Linked DNA regions of Homo sapiens: region 2 is linked to region 1. A link is a contact called in ENCODE Hi-C or POLR2A ChIA-PET data. All regions are on one chromosome and are shown on one strand. Each heading gives the region's core, a stretch centred on a gene start or an enhancer-like site at or near the end of the contact. The rest is flanking DNA. Distances are from core to core; before and after follow the strand shown. Region 1 overlaps BICDL1 (BICD family like cargo adaptor 1). Region 2 overlaps GCN1 (GCN1 activator of EIF2AK4).

The links. Hi-C counts contacts between places; a loop is a spot of excess contacts on that map. ChIA-PET counts read pairs that join two places held with the same protein, here RNA polymerase II (POLR2A). Pooled maps may share reads with other maps.
Region 2: a pooled map shows a loop between it and region 1 (4-fold over the local background). The contact joins two enhancer-like sites. A Hi-C loop is called at or near these places in 3 of 50 pooled maps. POLR2A ChIA-PET finds 5 or more read pairs at or near these places in 5 of 52 experiments (GM12878, PC-9, T-cell and 2 more).

Annotation. Positions count from the first base shown.
Region 1 is chr12:120,009,742-120,017,207 of GRCh38, reverse strand. All of the region lies in intron 2 of BICDL1 (BICD family like cargo adaptor 1), which reads right to left. Among named protein-coding and RNA genes, the nearest start is that of BICDL1, 24 kb to the right of the region's middle. RefSeq lists an enhancer at 4,548-4,627. Within about 2 kb of position 3,912, at least 5 of the 41 ENCODE cell types and tissues checked have a DNase peak (open chromatin) inside an H3K27ac peak, as active enhancers do; they include GM12878, where a contact is called at or near this core.
Region 2 is chr12:120,162,418-120,169,883 of GRCh38, reverse strand. It overlaps GCN1 (GCN1 activator of EIF2AK4), which reads left to right. Exons shown (of 58, transcript NM_006836.2): 16 at 1,584-1,676; 17 at 5,163-5,238; 18 at 5,389-5,548; 19 at 6,625-6,814; 20 at 6,913-7,037. Among named protein-coding and RNA genes, the nearest start is that of MIR4498, 11 kb to the right of the region's middle. RefSeq lists an enhancer at 2,903-2,952. Within about 2 kb of position 3,388, at least 3 of the 41 ENCODE cell types and tissues checked have a DNase peak (open chromatin) inside an H3K27ac peak, as active enhancers do; they include GM12878, where a contact is called at or near this core.

The DNA.
Region 1 (7,466 bases), core at 2,663-5,162:
AAACAACATCTAGGCTGGGCACGATGGCTCACGCCTGTAATTCCAGCACTTTGGGAGGCCAGGGCAGGCGGATCACAAGGTCAGGAGATCTAGACCATCCTGGCTAACACAGTGAAACCCTGTCTCTACTAAAAATACAAAAAATTAGCCGGGTGTGGTGGCGGGTGCCTGTAGTCCCAGCTACTCGGGAGGCTGAGCTCAGCAGGAGAATGGCATGAACCCGGGAGGCAGAGCTTGCAGTGAGCCGAGATCGTGCCACTGCACTCCAGACTGGGAGAGAGAGCGAGACTCCGTCTCAAAAAATGAAATAAAATAAAGTAAAATAAATCTATTACCATGTGAAGGTCTACAATTTTTTTTTTTTTTACATACTAAAAAGGAGTCCTCTTGTGGAGAAACTGGAACTCTCACGCATTGTTGGTAGGAATATAAACTGGTACAAGCTTCTTTGAAAATAAGTTTGGCGGTTTCTTAAAAAGTTACAGACAGGACAGGTGTGGTGGTTCACACCTGTAATCCTAGCACTTTGGGAGGCTAAGATGGACAAACTGCTTGAGCCCAAGAGTTCAAGATCAGCCTGGGCAACATGGCAAAACTGTCTCTACAAAAAATACAAAAATTAGCTGGGCATGGTGGCACATGCCTGTAGTCCCAGCTACTTGGGAGACTGAAGTGGGAGAATCACCAGAGTAGTGAGCCATGATCACGCCACTGTACTCCAGCATGGGTGACAGAGTGAGACCCTGTCTCAAAAAAAAAAAAAAAAAAAAAAAGGTTACAGACATACCATATAGCAATTCCACTCCTAAATATCTACCCAAAAGAAATGAAAGTGTAAGTCCAAAGACTTGTACATGAATGTTCCTAACAGCACTATTCATAATAGTTGAAAATTGGAAACAATCCAAATCTCCATTAACTGGTTATGGATAAACAAAATGCAGTATATTCACACAATGGAATACTAAAAAAGGAACTATTATGTGCTATAACACGAGTGAACCTCACAGACGTGATGCTAAGTGAAAGAGGCCAGACACAAAAACTATATATTGCCTGATTCCATTTATATGAAATATCCAGAAAAGGAAAATCAATACAGACAGAAAACAGATCAGTGTTTTCCTGGGGCTGCGGGTGGGGACAGGAGTGAAGACTGAATGCAGAACGATATGGGGGAACTTTTTGGGGTAGCAGAAATGTTCTAAAATTGGATTATGGTGATGGCTGCACAACTCTGTACATATGCTAAAAATTGAATTATACATTTACAGTGGGTGAATTTATAAACTGTAAATTATACTTCAATAAGGCTGTTTCAAAATATTGTAGAAGGTCATTGGATTAGGTTTTAAAAAGGGGGTTCCTTACACTGAAAGACTGGGAACCAGTGATCTGGACAATGGAAAAGGAATTCAGCAAGATTAAGTATATATTAAGAGAAGTGAAATAATTCTCTGGGTGGGTTCAACCTTTTAGTAAATGGTCAAGTTTGCTATACATTTGAACCACAGAACTAAGTAACATATGCTTAGCTGGCTTGTGAATCTAGTTCTAACACATACGAAGTTTCCAGATAAGGTGCTCAGCCCTGTGGGGGAGGTGCCCTGAGTGCACAGTCCTTGACTCAATGGAGTCAAATACATGAATTAACCGTAAGAGATGACAGAATGTAAATGACAAAAGAAAGGGACTAAAGCACTCTAGTTGGTAAGTAGGAGAGATCAAAGCTGGTGGGAGAAGAACAGCAAAGTTCTCATGAAGGAAGTGGCAACTGAGCCTGGCCTTCAGGACTGGGGGAAATTCCAACGGTGGTACAAGTAGAAAGAAGAGGCAGGGCTGGAAATGTGTGCTAGGTCCAGAAGGTACAGGGCTTTGAATGCCATGCCCTTTCTTATTTGTTATGCCAAGGGAGTCCCCTAAATGCAGTAAGAGTTGTTTAGAGCTTCCAAAGAGGAAGGTATCTGACAATGGGAAAAAATGGAGGAGCAGAGCTTAAAGGCAAGGAGATGTTTCAGGTTATTGCATAAAGTTAAGAAAGCTTCAACAAGCTTTCCCTTCCCACTGCAAGTGGGAAGGGGCAGACTCTTGAATTCTCTGGTCTTGGGGCAAGGGAGGGAAGATCCATCTTGAATTATGTGTCCTCTCTTGAGGGTTTCAGCTTTGTCACTTTCCCTGACTCTCATAAGATTTGTCTGTCTCTCCCACTGACAGTTAAAAGTCCATAACCTATAACTTTAGCAGACTGTATTTTCAGAAGACATGTTTTCACTCATTTTTTTTTCAAACAAAGGATTCTATTTGGTAAATAAATTCCTTTCATTTTAGGGAAGTAACATGACATACAAATAATTTTTTTTATTTTTTAATTTTTTTTTAGAGATGGGAGTCTCACCATGTTGCCCAGGGTGGTCTCGAACTTCTGGGATCAATCCTCCCACCTTGGCCTCCCAAGTGTTGAGATTACAGGTGTAAGCCACCACACCCAGCCAAGAATGGTTTGCTTTTTTTTTTTTTTGAGATGGAGTCTCGCTCTGTCACAGGCTGTAGTGCAGTGCCGTGATCTCGGCTCACTGCAACCTCTGCCTCCTGGGTTCAAGCGATTCTCTTGCCTCAGCCTCCTGAGTAGCTGGGATGAAAGGCACGCGCCACCACACTTGGCTAATTTTTGTATTTTCAGTAGAGACGGGGTTTCATCATGTTGGCCAGGATGGTCTCGATCTCCTGACTTTGTGATCTGCCCGGCTCAGCCTCCCAAAGTGCTGAGATTACAGACGTGAGCCACTGCACCGGTGCAAGAATGGTTTTTTAATTCAAACTCTGCTGGTTTTCAAAATAGATGTTACTTTTGAAAGATGCCTCAATCCGATGCTACATTAAATTTTATTTTGGTTTTTGAGGAATAATTCAAATACTAAGCAGAATGCAAGGCTTCGAGTTGACTTGAAGTAACTGGTAGGTAGGTTCTATGTAGGGCTCCTTTTAAATATTGAAGTTCTTCTTTAATAATAGCTTTCTGTCTGCTAGGTTTTTAAGTAAACAGACTGCATAAAACAAAACATGATCGTTTAAGTAAACAGAATTACTTTGCAAAGATTTTTACACCTTGTTTTTCAAAGATTTTTTATAACACACATTTACCTAAACCACAGGTTTACTGGCTGTGACCTTAGATGAGTCACATCCTCCTACGGCCTTAGTGCTTTCTTCAACTGTGAGATCAAAAGGTCAGACTAGACAAGAGCTAAATAACATGGGTTAACCTTGCCCTTCAACAACTGTAATATGCGGGGGTTTCCACCATCTTAAAACACTATGCTAGAAATCTAAAGTCAAATTAGTTATTACCTACATTTCAGTCTTCAGAACAAATCAATGAGACTTTTCTGGATCCCTGCCATAATATGCATGGCACTAAGTGTTGTTGGGGATAAAAACTGGTTAAAGGCTGGACACGGTGGCTCACGCCTGTAATCCCAGCACTTCGGGAGGCTGAGGCAGGCGGATCACTTGAGGCCAGGAGTTCAAGACCTGCCTAATCAACATGGCAAAACCCTGTCTCTACTAAAAATACAAAAATTAGCCAGGCGTGGTGGCGGGCACCTGTAATCCCAGCTACTCAGGAGGCTGAGGCAGGAGAATCACTTGAACCCAGGAGGCGGAGGTTGCAGTGAGCCGAGATCGCGCCACTGCACTCCAGCCTGGGTGATAGAGTAAGACTCTGACACACACACACACACACACACACACACACACACACACACACACTCTGGTTAAAGACATAGTCCCTGCAATTCATGGTGTCTAAAACCTAGCAGGAGAAGAAATATAATCATGTGACATTAAATGACAATAAAATTTGGACCACAGGCTTTATAATTTTTTTTTTTTTTTGAGATGGAGTCTTGCTCTGTCCCCCAGGCTGGAGTGAAGAGGTGTGATCTTGGCTCATTGCAACCTCCACCTCCCAGGTTCAAACGATTCTCCTGCCTCAGCCTTCTGAGTAGCTGGGACTACAGGCATATGCCACCAGACCCGGCTAATTTTTTTTGTATTTTTAGTAGAGACGGGGTTTCGCCATGTTGGCCAGGCTGGTCTTGAACTCCTGACCTTAGGTGATCCACCCGCCTTGGCCTCCCAAAGTGCTGGGATTACAGGCATGAGCCACCATTACCGGCCCACAGGCTTTATAACTTAGATAAATTAAGAGTTTGACAAAAAGCATTCCCAAATGTCCCTACCACTGAAGGCAATGTAAAGGATAATGATATTCCATGTATAGCCCACCCTATGGGAGGTGGGGTGCTGGTCTGTGTAGGGAATGAGCTGGACACAGTATAGCAGATCTTATATTCATATTTTATAATCTGTTAGTTCCATTTCTGCAGAATTATAATGGAATAAAGGCTTTCCCCTTCCTTTCCCTTCCCTTTCCTTTAAAAAAGAAAAAAAATACATAATGGAATAAAGGTTCTAAGTGGTGGACTGTTTGAGGGATTCAGCTAATACCTCATGTCCTTAATTCATATATGAGAACACATAGAATTGATATCTATTACTTAGATCTTATCATTAATGTAAAGGGAAAGACATATGCTAAAACATCTCTGACATCATAGTTACATCTTGCCCGCCCTCTGAGCCTGACCAGGACAGTGTCATAGGAGGAGGTATAACTGGTATCCATGGCAACATCACCAGACTGGGACAATGTGAAAAGCCGTAACCTAGCAACTGATGACGAGAGGTGTGTATAGGGGGAATTCTTACAGTTCTGCAAATGACAAACATGCAGCATTGAATGCAACTAATCATACCAGGGCAATGCGGAAAATCTGACTTATTCGTGGAGAATTACAGAATGTCAACCTCATAAAACCTTAGTACTATGATGCATAATTTTAAACAGGAAAATCACATAAACACCTCCTCATTCCCCACACCGTCAGTCGTGTGCAGGGAAAGTACCTTATGTGTCATGACTGGAATGGAAAATAAATTTTGTTGTGGCACCAATCATCTCAACCTCTCTCTATTTCTCATTACACAAAGGAGTAAATTTGGGTGAGAGGAGAAGCCGCCCTCGGTCCCAGAGAAGGATGAATATGTTCTGCATGCAAAGGCGGCAGCATTACAAAGTTACCAGACATGATATACCACATCATGTGAGACTATCTCTCTACTAATTTTCTTTCCAACAGAGATCGCATACGTACATGTGGACATTTAGAGAGCGAAGGAATCATCTCGTTCAATCTCCGTGTTTTACTGACAGAAATTGAAACCCAGAGTGAGGATTTATTCAAAGTCAGAAAATTAGTGACAGAACATGGGCTAGAACCTAGGTCTTCTGTTTTCCAGGTCAATTCATTCCATTAAAGCACAATGCTATTCTTCCTCATGTTTAAACAGAAATGCTGTTGGACTTTATGGGAATGAGAAAAAAACCTCTATTATGTAAAGCCATTGAGAGCTTAGGGTTTATGTATTATAACAGTTAATGTTATTCTACCTAATATAACCATGAAAGGGTCTATCTCACCCTAAGGCAATCCCTGAAAAAGATACCAACTTTTTTTTATTTTGGGGATTCTGGATCAAGTTATAACTTCAAAGGAATTTACCCAACTCTGTGATTATCAAAGATATTACCTGAGTACAAAAAGACCAAACAGCTTCTCTATCTGGGATAGAATGGTGAATGTGTACCAAAAAAGGTGATACTGTTACAACTATATCTGCCTTGGAATCCTACCTAGTTAGAATTGGAAGATCTTAGCAATCAGCCACTCTAATCTCTTTAGAAAACTGAAGCCCAGGACTCTTTCTACTGACTCCATTATGGCTGACACTGGCTAGTTGTTCACCAACCCATTTCTTCTCCTCCCTGGGCAAAAAGCTGGTCTACATTTCCCAGGTTTTCTTGTAACTGAGTATGGCCATGTGACTGAGCTCTGACCAGCAAATGAGCGGAAGCAACAGGCACCATTTCCAGGCATAGCCCACAGAAATCTTCCAGGTTCTTTTCCTTCTGCTACGACCTTAGAAGTCACCTGTTGAAAACAGCCGAGTCACAAGATGGAAGATGGCTGGAGGAGAACTGAATCACTGCCTGAACTAAGAGCCACTGACCACTCAGGAATACCAGCTTTTAATTCCTGTTAGGCTACTAAAAGTTGGTGACTGATCCGTCACAACAACTTCAGTATTAACGAATAAAACTGTAACTAGGGTTACTCTTCTACAAATAATGAATACCACCCCTTTTTTTCTTAATCAGTAAATATCATTTATTATCAAAGAGATGGCTTGTTTTACTTGTTAAGCCAGTAAGAGCCCCACAGGAAGCAGCAGAGGACTGGGACTGCAGACTTGAGCAAATCACTTAACTTCCCCGGGGCTCTGCTTCCTTAACTAGTCATAGATTAGTGACTGCACATCATTTTTCTTTAAACTCAGATAAAAAAAAACACTTTTTCCCTCAAATAAAATATTAAACAGAACTTCAATACATAAAACATTAAAATGCTCAGGTTGAAGTGAAAATGGGGAAGGGGACAGGAATCCACCAGATTAACAATCCATTCAGCTCTTCCTTGCAGCTATTCCCTGAGGCACCTCTTAGAGACCTATGGCTCCTCAGAATAGTTTGAGAACCGCTGATTGAAACCAATGGTTTTCCAAATTATATGGGATTTTTTTGTTGGCACCCACAGCCCTTTTCCATATGAAATCTTATGTGAAGCCTCAATAAACAGAACAGATAAACAGAACAAAGTAATCTTTTATTAAGTATTTTATAATGTAGATGTATAAAATTTATAAACTCAATTAAGAAAAATTAGACCTTTCCAAAATAATTTGAAATTGGAGGATAAGGATGATGGTGGCAATCTTACTCAGTATGCATGTATTTGTGAATTTAGTTGATTTTAAATATTGAAAACAAATTGTTTTATTCACCCAGTGAAGCAGTTACAAGCGCAACCAGTTTTACTCAGTCCACCTTACAACTGCATAATACTCTTTAGTTAATAGAAGTGGCATGGAGGCTGCAGGCTGGCGTCTCCACACATTCAGGCAAAGCTGGCAGCACAGGCTGAGGCACTGGTGGTCTTGCGTGTGTTCTACATGACATCTCAAGAGGGTTCATGATGACTATTTTGGTAATGGTTCTTTGGAGTGTTACAAATTTTAAAAACACATTCAAGTTTGCAGAATCCCTGAAGAGCAAACATTTCACAAACCACTGGTCCAGATAGACCAGAAGTTCTCTTTTAGCTCTAAAACACTTATAATAGCACTGGACTATTGGCCCAGATGCCAATGTAGAGAAATGGAGATGATGCTATCTGTGTCAAAACATTACTTGCTTTTCTGTTGATGGTTCATTCACTGGATACAGATATTTTGTTTTTCAAAGCAACAATACTTAGGAACCACAACTATGGGCTAACCAGCATAAG
Region 2 (7,466 bases), core at 2,139-4,638, 150 kb before region 1:
GTTATACATTCATACAGTACAAAATTCAAAAGGATATAACATGAGAAGCTTCCCCTTAGCCCTGTCTTTTCCCGTAGCCGTTAAGTTTCCCTCTGTAAACGGTGTTACCAATTTTGCACTTTGGGAGGCCGAGGCAGGCGGATCACGAAGTCAAGATTTCGAGACCATTCTGGCCAACATGGTGAAACCCCGTCTTTACTAAAAGTACAAAAATTAGCTGGGTGTGGTGGCGCATGCCTGTAATCTCAGCTACTCGGGAGGCTGAGGCAGGAGAATCGCTTGAACCCAGGAGGCGTAGGTTGCAGTGAGCTGGGATTGCTCCACTGCACTCCAGCCTGGGTGGCACAGTGAGACTTTGTCTAAGAAAGAAAAAACAGTATTACCAATTTTATGTCCAGACATAGTGTGTTATGTAATTGAACATGCTGGGGAACATACGCTATATGCCATATTACTTATAATATATAATATATATACTATATATAATATATCTTCGAAATGATTCCAAATCAGTACATCAGAAAGAGCTTTCTCATTATTTTTTGTGGCTACATCGTATTTCAGGCTTTCTTTTCTTTTTTTTTTTTCTTTTTTTTTTTTTTTTTTTGAGACGGAGTTTCGCTCTGTCGCCCAGGCTGGAGTGCAGTGGCGCGATCTCGACTCACTGCAAGCTCCGCCTCCTGCCTCAGCCTTCCGAGTGGCTGGGACTACAGGCGCTACGCCGCCACGCGCGGCTAATTTTTTATATTTTTAGTAGAGACAGGGTTTCATCGTGTTAGCCAGGATGGTCTCAATCTCCTCACCTTGTGATCCACCCACCTCAGCCTCCCAATGTGCTGGGATTACAGGCGTGAGCCACTGCGCCCGGCCAGGCTTTCTTTATTTCATCTCCCAATCTCTGCACTGGGACACACCTGAACTTAACTCCTTTGGTTAGGAATGGAGCTCAGCTCTCCTCATGTAATATCGTGTGCTCACTGTGGCCATGCAAGGCACTGGGCTACCTGGGGGAATGCTAAGATGAACATGACCTTCTTCAGCAAATTTCAGGGTGCTTACTTCACAGTAGGCGCGAGGAAATACAGAAATATATCCGTAGCTTAAGACAAAATGCGGCATTAGAGCAGTTTTGAAGGAGAGATTGCTTTTAGTTGGGGGGGTGGGTATTGGGAAGGGCTTCATGGAGGAAGCATTTGAACTGGTACCCTGAAGCCTCTGAAGGATTTCATTATCCTGAAGGGATGGCCCAGTGTGAGTCCAAACAGCCCCAGTCAGGGAAGGGCAGGGAAAGCCAGAGTCTGTAAACCTCAGGTATTCCAGCTTGGCGCCTGGGGTGGATGGGAATTCCGGATGAGAAGCAGTTCACCTAGGATCCTGTAGGCAGCAGAGAGCCACCGAAGAGTTTCGTACAGGAGGTGATACCAGAAGGACTGAGGTCAGTTCCCCAAATGGAAGAGCACTGAGCCTCCTGCTGCAGAGGAGGGTTTGTCAGCAAAGCCCACCCCAGCAGCTTCAGGATGGAGTAGATCAGCTCTGGGGGATGTGGTGAGCTGCGTCGTGGGGTAACCTTTTGTTTCTTGCAGAGGCCAAACTGAGCAGTTTCTGGCAGTTGATTGTGGATGAGAAAAAGCAGGTTTTCACTTCTGAGAAATTCCTGGTCATGGCTTCAGAGGATGGTAAGTTACTCCATGCTTAGTTGAACTCGGGATTGAGGCAAAGTCTCTTTGGAAAATCTTCAGAGAGGACCCTTTCTTGACCAACCAGTCAGGTCTGCAAAAACCTGGGCCAGAGTGATCTGGCCAACAGCTTAGCTGTTGTGGGAATAAATTCATTCCTGTAGGGAACATAAGGTTAGGGAAATGGGACTTGGGAGATGTGTGGAGACAGAGCAGTAATGGCTGTGGAGCTACGACATGAGCTGTAATTATAGCTGATTGGGTAATTGGTGCTGTCTCGGAGGTTTTCTTGTGTTAAGGCAGCTGAGAAGCTCTTGTGGAGTCTGGCAGGCTCTACTCCCCCACCAAGAGACACAAAAACTACTGGTTTCTATCCTGGCAGAAAAGGAACAGTTGAATTTTAAATATGTGTTTAATATTCTACGTTGCCTTAGGAGTGTCTGCCACTAATTGGTGATTTGAAGAGTCGTTTGACTCATAAATCGCAACATCCCATTAATGAGCTACAACTGTTAGTCATTTCCTGGTTTTAGAAAAATTTTTAGCTAAATTTTGAAAAGGAAATAGACTAATGTAATTCAAAAATAGATACAAGAGGGTCTACATTGAAAATTATACCCCTGCTTTGATCTCTGGCTACCCAGTTCCTCGGCTATAGATAACCAATTTTATTAGCTTCTTCTGTAGCCTTGATATTTTATATATATGCAAGTAAATACCTGTATATGTTTGTTCTGTACCTTTTTTACACAAATGGTAGTGTGCCTGCCGTATGTACTGTGCTTTCTAGACCTGGAAATGAGTCCATATCAGTATATAATGAACTTCATCATTCTTTTTTTTTTTTTTTTTTTTGAGATGGAGTTTCGTTCTTATTGCTCAGGCTGGAGTGCAGTGGCATGATCTCAGCCCACCGCAACCTCTCCCCCTGGGTTCAAGCGGTTCTCTTGCCTCAGCCTCCTGAGTAGCTGGGATTACAGGCATGTGCCACTACCACCAGGCTAATTTTGTTTTTGTTTTTTTTTTTCTTAGTAGAGATGGGGTTTCTCCATGTTGGTCAGGCTGGTCTCGAACTCCCGACCTCAGGTGATCCACCTGCCTCGGCCTCCCAAAGTGCTGGGATTACAGGCATGAGCCACCATGCCCGGCCTCTTTTTATAACTCCATAGTAATTTGTTGTTGTTGTTGTTGTTGAGACAGGATCTCACTCTGTTGCCCAGGCTGGAGTGCAGTGACACAGTCATGGCTCACTGCAGCCTCGACCTCCCTGGTCTCAGGTGGTCCTCCCACCTCAGCTTCCTGAGTAGCTGGGACTACAGGTGCACACCACCACATCTGGCTAATTTTTGTATTTTTTTTTAAGAGACGGGGGTTTCACCATGTTGCCCAGGCTGACCTTGAACTCCTGGGCTTAAGCAATTCTCCTGCCTCAGCCTCCAAAAGTGTTGGTGTTACAGACATGAGCCATCGTGCCTGGCCTTAGTAATTTTTTTTTTTTTTTTTTGAGACAGAGTCTCGCTCTGTCGCCCAGGCTGGAGTGCAGTGGCGCGATCTCAGCTCACTGCAAGCTCCGCCTCCCGGGTTCACGCCATTCTCCTGCCTCAGCCTCCTGAGTAGCTGGGACTACAGGTGCATGCCGCCACGCCTGGCTAATTTTTTGTATTTTTAGAAGAGATGGGGTTTCACAGTGTTAGCCAGGCTGGTCTTGGTCTCCTGACCTCATGATCCGCCCACCTTGGCCTCCCAAAGTGCTGGGATTACATGCGTGAGCCACCGGATCAGGCATTTTTTTTTTTTTTTTTTTTTGAGACAGTCTCACTCTGTTGCCCAGGCTGGAGTGCAGTGGTGCAATCTCTGCTCATTGCAACCTCCACCTCCCGGGTTCAAGCAATTCTCCTGCCTCAGCCTCTTTGAGTAGCTGGGACTACAGGTGCACACCACCACACCTGGCTAATTTTTGTATTTTTAGTACAGACGGGGTTTTACTATGTTGGCCAGGCTGGTCTCGAACTCCTGACTTCAGGTGACCTGCCTGCTTTGGCCTCCCAGAGTGCTGGGATTACAGGCGTGAGCCACTGTGCCTGGCCGTAATTTTTAATTATTAAAAAAAAATAGGCTGGGGCCGGACACGGTGGCTCACGCCTGTAATCCCAGCACTTTGGGAGGCCGAGGCGGGCAGATCATGAGGTCGAGATCGAGACTATCCTGGCCAACATGGTGAAACCCTGTCTCTAATAAAAATACAAAAATAAGCTGGGCGTGGTAGCAGGTGCCTGTAATCCCAGCTACTCGGGAGGCTGAGGCAGGAGAATCTCTTGAACCCAAGAGGCGGAGGTTGCAGTAAGCCGAGATTGCACCATTGTATTCCAGCCTGGGTGACAGAGCAAGACTCCGTCTCAAAACAACAACAACAACAACGAAAACAAAATACATAGGCCTGGCATGGTGGCTCATGCCTGTAATCCTAGCACCTTGAGAGGCTGAAGTGGACTGATCACTTGAGGTCAGGAGTTCAGAATTATCCTGGCCAACATGGTGAAACCTCGTCTCTACTAAAAATAGAAAAAAAAAAATTAGCCAGGCTTGCTGGTGGGCTTCTGTAATCCCAGCTACTCAGGAGGCTGAGGCAGGAGAATTAGTTGAACCTGGGAGGCGGAGGGTGTAGTGAGCCAAGACTGCACCACTGCACTGTAGCCTGGGCAACATAGCGAGACTCTGTCTCAAAAAAAGTAAAAATAGGCTAGGTGCGGTGGCTCACGCCTGTAATCCTAGCACTTTGGGAGACCGAGGCAGGTGGATCACCTGTGGTCAGGAGTTCAAGTCCAACCTGGCCAACCTGGTGAAACCCCGTCTCTACTAAAAATACAAAATTTGGCCTGGTGCAGTGGCTCACGCCTGTAATCCCAACACTTAGGGAGGCTGAGGCAGGTGGATCACGAGGCCAGGAGATCGAGACCATCCTGGCTAACATGGTGAAACCCAGTCTCTACTAAAAAATATAAAAAAATTAGCGGGTGCCTGTCGTCCCAGCTACTCGAGAGGCCGAGGCAGGAGAATGGTGTGAACCTGGGAGGCGGAGCTTGCAGTAAGCCCTGAGATCGTGCCACTGCACTCCAGCCTGGGCGACAGAGCGTGACTGTCTCTCAAAAAAAAAAATATATATATATATATGTGTGTGTGTGTGTGTGTGTGTGTGTGTGTGTGTATATATGTGTATATATGTATATGTATATATATGTGTATATATGTGTATATGTGTGTATATTATATATAAAATAAATAAAAATAGTATATACTTTACTGATTCCAAAATACATGTGTGCATAAGCAAAAAAAAAAAAACAAGCTGTAATTTCACTTCGAGTGATAATCACATTTATATTTTGGTGTTAATTTTCAGTTCATTCCAGTTATTTCTGGGTATTGGTATGTATGTGTACACTTAACTATTTTAAAAACACTTCCATTCCTTTTCTTCCCTCCAAGCCCTGTGTACTGTGTTGCATCTGACAGAGAGACTTTTCCTTGACCACCCGCATAGACTCACTGGCAACAAAGTTCAGTACGTGAGGCTGGCTTACCTTTTCTTTTGGGCCAAATGAGGCAAAGGCTGGCAGGAACCCGAGAAAGGGTGTGTGGCAGGTGGAAGGGTTGGCTGTGGAAAGCCCTGCTCTTGGCCTTCCCCCAGACCTGTCTGTCCCTGTGCTTGCAGGCAGTACCACCGGGCTCTGGTGGCGGTGCTCCTGAGCCGCACCTGGCACGTCCGCAGGCAGGCTCAGCAGACAGTTCGGAAGCTGCTGTCCTCTCTTGGGGGCTTTAAGCTGGCGCACGGACTCTTGGAGGAGCTGAAGACTGTCCTCAGTTCTCACAAGGTGAGGGCATCTGGGCTCTAGAACTGGGGCTCTTGGATCCACTTAGCTGCCCCTGCTTACGATGTGGGGTTTTGGCTGGGCCACTCCCTGGGTGTTCTTTCTTAATCTGTGTGATGCCAGCATCTTCTGCTCTGCCGTCAAGCTCCAGTAACATCTTTCATAGGATTCCTTTTCCTTTTCAGAGACTTTTTTTCACATGTAGCTTAACCTTTTTTCCAGGGTTTTTGGGGTTTTTGTTTTGTTTTGTTTTGTTTTGCTCACTGCAACCTCTACTTCCCAAGCTTGAGCGATCCTTCCACCTCAGCCTCCCAAGTTGCTGGGACTATAGGTGCACACCACCTGCAGTGGCCGCTAATTTTTTGATTTTTGATTTTTTGTAGAGATGGGGTCTCGCCATGTCGCCCAGGCTGATCTCGAACTTCTAGGCTGAAGTGATCCTCCTACCTCGGCTTCCCAAAGTGTTGGGATTACAGGCACGAGCCACCGTGCCCTCCCCCTTTATCCTTGATTAATTGAATAACACTTTATGTTTTTAAAGCACTTTGTACTTTTTAAAGCATTTTCTACCCATTTTTTCCTTTTGATTTTTTTTTTAACAATGCGTTTCAAAGGCAAATAGGGCTTGTTATTCTTGTGTCATATGAATTGACCAGGGTTCTAGGAGTTCAAATGACTTGCACAGGGTCTCCCCCGACGGAGGGAGACCCTCAAAGACCTGGCTGTTATTTCTGTGCTCTTTGTGCCGTGTTCCACTGCTTCCCTCCCTCCCAAAGCCTGTTGAGGAATGTGGGCCAGTGACAGACTTGCCACCACAGGCTGGGTCTCCTGGACCAGTTCCTGGTGCCTTCTTTACCCCTGCAGGCTTTTTAGATGCAAAGCCACAGGTGCTTCCTTCTTCCAGGCACATCTCACAGCCTGTGGGTCCCATTGCAGGAAGCTGGGCATCCATTTCTACTCCAGCAAGGACCCCAGGGAAGAACTGAGTGAGGGGCCGCTGTGTCCGTAGCATATTTGGTTCCTGTGTTCCAAGCCTGCACAGGGCTCTTAGCAGTATTATCTCATGTGTCTCCACACAGGTGCTGCCCTTAGAGGCTTTGGTGACTGATGCTGGAGAGGTGACTGAGGCAGGCAAGGCCTACGTGCCTCCACGGGTCCTGCAGGAGGCTCTGTGTGTCATCTCCGGTGTGCCAGGGCTCAAGGGTGATGTCACCGACACTGAACAACTGGCCCAGGAAATGCTGATCATCTCCCACCACCCATCCTTAGGTCCGTGGCTGCGGTGGGTGTGGGAGAGCCCAGAGCTTTAGGGGATGGGGTAAGAGCAGGCCAGGCAGAAGGCCTCAAAGAGCTCCCTTCCCCTTCAGTTGCCGTGCAGTCTGGACTTTGGCCAGCACTTCTTGCCAGGATGAAGATCGATCCTGAAGCCTTTATCACCAGGCACCTGGATCAGATCATTCCCAGGATGACCACACAGAGTCCCCTAAACCAGGTGACGGGCACATGAGCTGGTCTGGCCTCAGGTCCGGGAGGGGGCCCTCTCATCACAGTGTACAGGAAGAGAGGATTCAAAGAAGCAGGTGAAGATGGATGAAATGTAGGCTTGGACCCTTGGTTGCACGTGACAGAAATGTAAACTGGTTTAAGCACAAAAGGGAACTTACTGCCTCATTTACCTGCAAAGTCCAAGGATATGACTGGCTACAGGGGTTCACATGTTGCCCTTGGAACATTGTAGGTGATGTCTCTCTTACTCTGTCCCATCCATCTTTGTCTGTTGTCTCTGTTTTCCACGATGTGGGCTCCATTCTCAGGCTTTCCCTTTCTGGTAGCACAAGAGCTGCTAGAGTTCCAGGCTTTGTCTTGCCATCAGCTCCTAGGGGAATAGCTTGCATATTTCAATAATGTCTACTGGCTTGGG